Regions from separate parts of the Homo sapiens genome. Here region 1 is linked to region 2. A link is an interaction called in ENCODE POLR2A ChIA-PET data of the cell type or tissue named here. Cell type or tissue: OCI-LY7. All regions are shown on one strand. Each heading gives the region's core, and the rest is flanking DNA. Links, peaks and the distances in the headings are about the cores only.

Evidence for each region. ChIA-PET counts read pairs that join two places held together with the same protein. Peaks named below come from ENCODE experiments on the same cell type or tissue, not always from the same donor. Only the 100,000 strongest peaks of a DNase experiment are listed, where the experiment ranks them.
Region 1: POLR2A ChIA-PET joins it to region 2 with 6 read pairs; 3 of 35 experiments call an interaction of 5 or more read pairs at or near these places.

Annotation. Positions count from the first base shown.
Region 1 is chr7:152,074,906-152,077,710 of GRCh38, forward strand. The region is part of intron 1 of GALNT11 (polypeptide N-acetylgalactosaminyltransferase 11); the gene reads left to right. Among named protein-coding and RNA genes, the nearest start is that of GALNT11, 51 kb to the left of the region's middle. In OCI-LY7, for the core only: CTCF peaks have their summits at 1,469 and 1,669; a DNase peak (open chromatin) is centred at 1,506.
Region 2 is chr7:152,151,309-152,154,113 of GRCh38, forward strand. KMT2C (lysine methyltransferase 2C) reads right to left here. Exons shown (of 59, transcript NM_170606.3): 48 at 2,702-2,805; 49 at 1,397-1,646; 50 at 134-273. Among named protein-coding and RNA genes, the nearest start is that of GALNT11, 130 kb to the left of the region's middle. In OCI-LY7, for the core only: no CTCF peak of the experiment used is centred there; a DNase peak (open chromatin) is centred at 1,113; H3K27ac peaks cover 1,553 bases.

The DNA.
Region 1 (2,805 bases), core at 4-2,503, 76 kb before region 2:
TCCCCTAGTTAGGAGAAGGATCTAGCAAAGTTTTTTTCCCCTGGAGCAAATGACTTTGTGGCAGAGAAAACTCTGGGCTTATTACTCTTCCCCTCCCCTGCCAGAGGGATCTCTCTGGGATCTTTTACCTTAGTGCCTGGTGGAGTTCCTGGAGGTAAAGCCCACAGAAGTGTGGGTCTCGCACCTCCTGAGACTGCTTCCCCGAGTTTCTCACTCTCACTAGTCCACACCGAGCATCCAGCACCAGCTTATGGCTCTGGCAGTTTCTGCTCCAGGTAAGCGGATCTCCTCTGTGTCTTTCCAGGTTTCCAGCACAGTTTGCCCTGTTAGCTCAGTTCTCTGATCGTCCCAAAAGAGCCATTGATTTTGAATTTTCCCAGCTTTTTCTCATTACATGTTGCAGCTGAAAGCGAAGTCACCACCTTGTTTTTAACTTGTATTTTGTGACTTGTTACCACTTCAGTGCTTTAGACACATAGGCTCAGTGCTGCAATATTGTGTCTAGGTTTGATTATGCTAAATTTAACCTTTCTTATGTATCACCGGAGTAGTAAGGATTTCAAACTACCCTGCCTGGTAGCTTTCGCTTTCCTTAGAAAAGCTTATCACTTCTTGACTGGGCCCCGTGGCTCCCGCCCATAATCCCAGCACTTTGGGAGGCCAAGGCAAGGCTGGCGGATCACCTGAGGTCGGGAGTTTGAGACCAGCCTCACCAACATGGAGAAACTCCGTCTACAAAAATACAAGCCGTGGGGTGGCGCATGCCTGTAATCCCAGCTCCTTGGGAGGCTGAGGCAGGAGAATCGCTTGAACCCGGGAGGCGGAGGTTGCGGTGAGCTGAGATTGCGCTGTTGCACTCCAGTCTGGGCAACAAGAGCAAAACTCTGTCTCAAAAAAAAAAAAAAAGACACTTTGGGAGGCCGAGGCGGGCGGATCACGAGGTCAGGAGATCGAGACCATCCTGGCTAACACACTGAAACCCCGTCTCTACTAAAAATACAAAAAAATTAGCTGGCCGTGGTGGCGGACTCCTGTAGTCCTGGCTACTCCGGAGGCTGAGGCAGGAGAATGGCGTGAAGCCGGGAGGTGGAGCTTGCAGTGAGCCGAGATCGTGCCACTGCACTCCAGCCTGGGCGACAGAGCGAGACTCCGTCTCAAAAAAAAAAAAAAAAAAAAAAAAAAAAAGAAGAAGAGAGAAAAGTTCATCGCTTTTTTAATGTTCTGTTCCTGCAAGTATGAAGATATGTTACTGCTTTTCAGAAAAAGCAGTGTGCTTTTTTCTGTGCATTATTTTGCACTTTAAGGCAAGAAAAGCTGTAAAGGCTCTCTTTATTAGATTTTTCATTTAGAAATAAATTAGTTCATCTAAGGATTTGTCAAGTTGTTCCTTTTCTGTTGAAACCTGAATTGATTGGTTTTGGTTCTTCTGGAAGCAGATCTTGAGATAGAAATCTGAATCCAAGTTGTGTATTTGCGAGGTAATCCCAGGACACACCAGTAGGGGAATGAAGTGCGCCGTCTAGGAAAGACAGCCAATAAAGGGCATGTTTTCAAGCCAGGTCCCGCTGTGGACAAATGAAGCTTGATTGTGCTGAGGAATTCTAGAGCCAGTGTAGCATACGTATGTCAGAGTTGTGATTTTTCCACTGGGGGTTTGGAGGGAGGCTGGATTTAAGGAAGCTGGAGTCTTCTTATCAGTATATTGTGAGGACTGCCCTCAGGTAGGTACACATTCCCCTGTAGTTTGGGCCTGCCCTGCACGTGGGCAGATGGGCTTCAGAAGCCAGAGATACAGGTACTGGCAGTTGGAATTCAGAACACTGTGCGGGATAGTAATGCTCAAGGGGACCTGCAAACAACAGTAACTGCGATGTTTATTTACTGGGCTTGGTTAACAGCATGAGCTAGGATCTGGTGATTTGCCAGATTGATTAAGTCTGTCAGCTTTCTAAACCTGTTGAGGTGGTAGATTCTCAGAAATTAATTTTCTATACAGTTCACGATGTATGGAGGAAAAAAGTTTTCTGAAAAAGGCCCATAGCTGGGCATGGTGGCTCATGCCTATAATCCCAATACTTTGGGTGGATGAGGTGAGGATCGCTTGAGCCCAGGAGTTGGAGGCTACAGTAATCTATGATCATAACCACCACACCCCAGCCTGGGTGACAGTGAGACCTTGTCTCAAAAAAAAGGCCCAAGATTCTGTCACAGTTTGATTTGCTGATGTTCTTTTTGGCAGTACCTAGCCTGCACTCTTTGAAATGCCAAAACAACTGTTTAGAAAATAGCCCTGGCCTTGTGCTTCCGATAATGGCCTGAGTAACCTAGTTAAAGCCAGCTGATACTTTTCTGAAAAGCATCAAGGAATTTACAACATAGTAAAGAATTACTGGGTTAAGATTTGGGAGATGATAGAAAACCAGAGACGTGAGCCTCTGACCCAGGGCCGCTTTTGCCCGGCTATTTGCTGTTCTGGAAGAGCAGGTGAGAGGCTGAGCAGTGTAGTTAACTGACTCACAGGAGGACAGAAACAAAAACTGGAGTCTAGAACTTGCTGTGGGTAAGAATCCTGGTGAGCCACCTGGGGTTAATGTTGAAACCTTGAGAGGCTGCCATCCAGAACACTCATGGGCTGGGAGTGTGCCAGCCTTTGCCTGGACTGAAGCTCCATGGGGTCACCTGGGGGTTTAGTAAATCTCAAATGGTGAAATGGATTAGGGTGATCTCAAATTGCTGGTGACCCCAGTCACCTAACAGAGACAGATGAAAATCCTCTCCAGAGGAAGATAACATCTCACGCCTCAA
Region 2 (2,805 bases), core at 42-2,541:
TGGTGCCATCACCAGGAACATGTGTCCATCACACCACCATAAGTGGTGTCTCTCTCTGATGTTGGAAGAGACACTGCCAAGGACATTTTCGCTGGAGGTAGGAGGTGGGGTCATAAAAGGAGTAGCAAAGTACCTTGTTCAAAAGGGTCAGATCTTTGAAAGATTTCCGCACACCACTTCCAAGAATAACCACTTTACAATGACAACACCACTGTGGTCTGAGTGCTGCGCTTTCTGCAATACCATGACTAGAATCCTTATATCCAGAAAGACCTAAAGGCAATCAACTTTTGTTAGTAATTAAAACTGACTGATGACACAAGGTGGCACATGGTGAAAAATTATGCAGTATCAACTCATTACAACATGGTTCATTAACATTATTCTTTAATTAATAAAAAAAATTTATCTTCTAAGCAATGGTTACAGAGTCGATTATCTGACACTAGGGCAAAAATAAAGAAACATGCCTATTCTCAAATAGCTGGGAAAGCAATGGCAGTATAAAAGAAGAATCTAATAAAACTAAGTCACCAAGAGAGATTACTATTCAGTCTAAGTACAAAGTAAGACAGAGAGGGAAACAGATATTACTTTTGCTTGCAGGTTAAGATGGTAAAAAAACATTTTATGAAAGATACAATGACATATGTATAAGAGTCTTAAATAAGTGTGACTTGCAGAGTCAGAAATGAGGAAAGAGCCAAGGCCAAGGATAAGAAGGTAAATAAGGACTCAGGAATTAGAAAGCATCATTCAGGTGCAGTGTGAAGGCAAAAAGGAGCAGGGAAAAAGTGACAGAACAGCTAGAAGCCAAGAGGAGGAAGCCAGGGCCTGGACTGAGCACGCCTGTAAGATTGCCAGTGAGGCAGGAAGGAAAGCGACATCATGGTCGGTCTAAGGAAGTTGTTCCATTCTCAGAGATGGGGGGCATGAACACCTCTGTGGGAAGAGAAGGGCCCTATAGAGCTGGTGCAGAGGTAAAACAAGAGGTAGGTGAGGATGGAAAGCAGAGGAGAACAGGAAACAGAACCCACGTCAGGTCACCAGCCCCATCTGTACCAGGTGGCCCAGGTGCAGCGGGATGGGGGTTGGGAGACAGGAAGAACAAAAGCTGCTCAAGGGCAAGCCCGTCACAGGCTTCTTCTGGCAGCCTGCACAGATGGCTGGCACTCACATAGCCCCTGGTGACAGCATGACAGAATACACAGGCCAAAGCACTAGAGGTCAAAATCACAGCACAGAAAACAGAACACCCACACATGGTAAGTTCACCAAGGACTATACGCCAGCATGTTACCTGTCCGTTGTTAAAAGATAATCAGTATCTCAAAGAGTAAGCTTAACTTTTGAATCAGGAATGGATTTGGGGTTAACAAAAAGCTCACTAGCTCACCATTGCTTGTTGGAGGAAATGGTACATTAGGCTGCTTCAGCCGGTAAGAGCTCACTAATCTGGGAGGGTTTGCAGATCCTGGCGGAGGCCCACGGAGAAGTAAATGCTGTCGATACTCCAAACCCGGGTTGATTCTGTGGCTACTGACCAAACCCATGGATGGGACATCTGGAGCACTGCTAACCTCATAGCTGTTAGGGATTCGGACGTGAAGAAGGTCGGAAAATGCAGCCACAACACTGCTAATGTTCTAAAACCAAATGCAAATGCTGTATTATTCACCCAGAAGGCAACAGTGAACCACTGAAGAAAAATACACACTTAGGATAAATCCTCTTTGCATGATACATAGATTCTAAGAAAATCCAACAAATTTTATTTAGACTTAAAGAACCTCAGGAAAAAAATTAGCTCTAACGAACTAATATCCAAAAAAAGAAATTTATAAACAGAAATCCTCATAAAGGGATTCCAATTAACATTAAATATCTAGTAACACATTAAACTATTTTAGATATTGTAACATCTGACAGACCCCGTCAGTTCCTACAGGTGGTCAGAAAGCTTACTTCCAGGGGCTTCCCTCCAGCTCTGACACAACCCGTAAGAACAGACAAAGGTCTTGCTACTGCTGTATTTTGTTGATAACCAAAATATCACATCATTGGACTTCTAGTTTGGTCTCTACTGAAATGTCTTCACAGAATTCAGAGTTAAAAAAATAAAAAATCCTCAGGAAATTACTTATGTTTGATATAAGCAGATGCTACTTGAAGAACATTTCTATTGCTTCTGCAAAACTATTACTGTTGATAAAGTTCTTTTTCATTGCTTAATTTTCTTCTCTGTTAACAGTTACAAAGAAGTTTTTTCTGAGATGGACATGATGGCTCACACATGTAGTCCCAGCTACTGAGGAGGCTAAAGCAGAAGGATTACTTGAGCCCAGTAAGTTTGAGGCTGCAGTGAGCTATGACTGTGCCACTGCACTCCAGCCTGGGCAACAGAAGGAGACTGTGTCTCTATTAAAAAAAAAAAAAAAAAAAGAGTTCTCTAAAGTATACATCCTTTAATAAGAAAATGTGAGCTCTAATTTCCCTTTTTACTTGACGTAGGCTGAGACCAATTCAATGACAAACGATGGCACTCAAAGGCAGCTGAGAGGTCTGCAGTGAGCATCAGCTCTGCTCTCTGACCCTTTATCCTCAGTGATCCTGTTTGTGTGTGTTTTATGGTAGACACCTGACCCATCTTTGAAAATTGGGGACATACTGTTTAACATTAAGAAGTCATTTAATCTTTTACCTCAGCAGCTGTAGGATGCAGAGTAATTGCTACAGATATAAGACCTGATCTGGGACCATTTGGGGAAGGACCAAAAGGTGACGCAAAATATAAAGTGCCTGGCT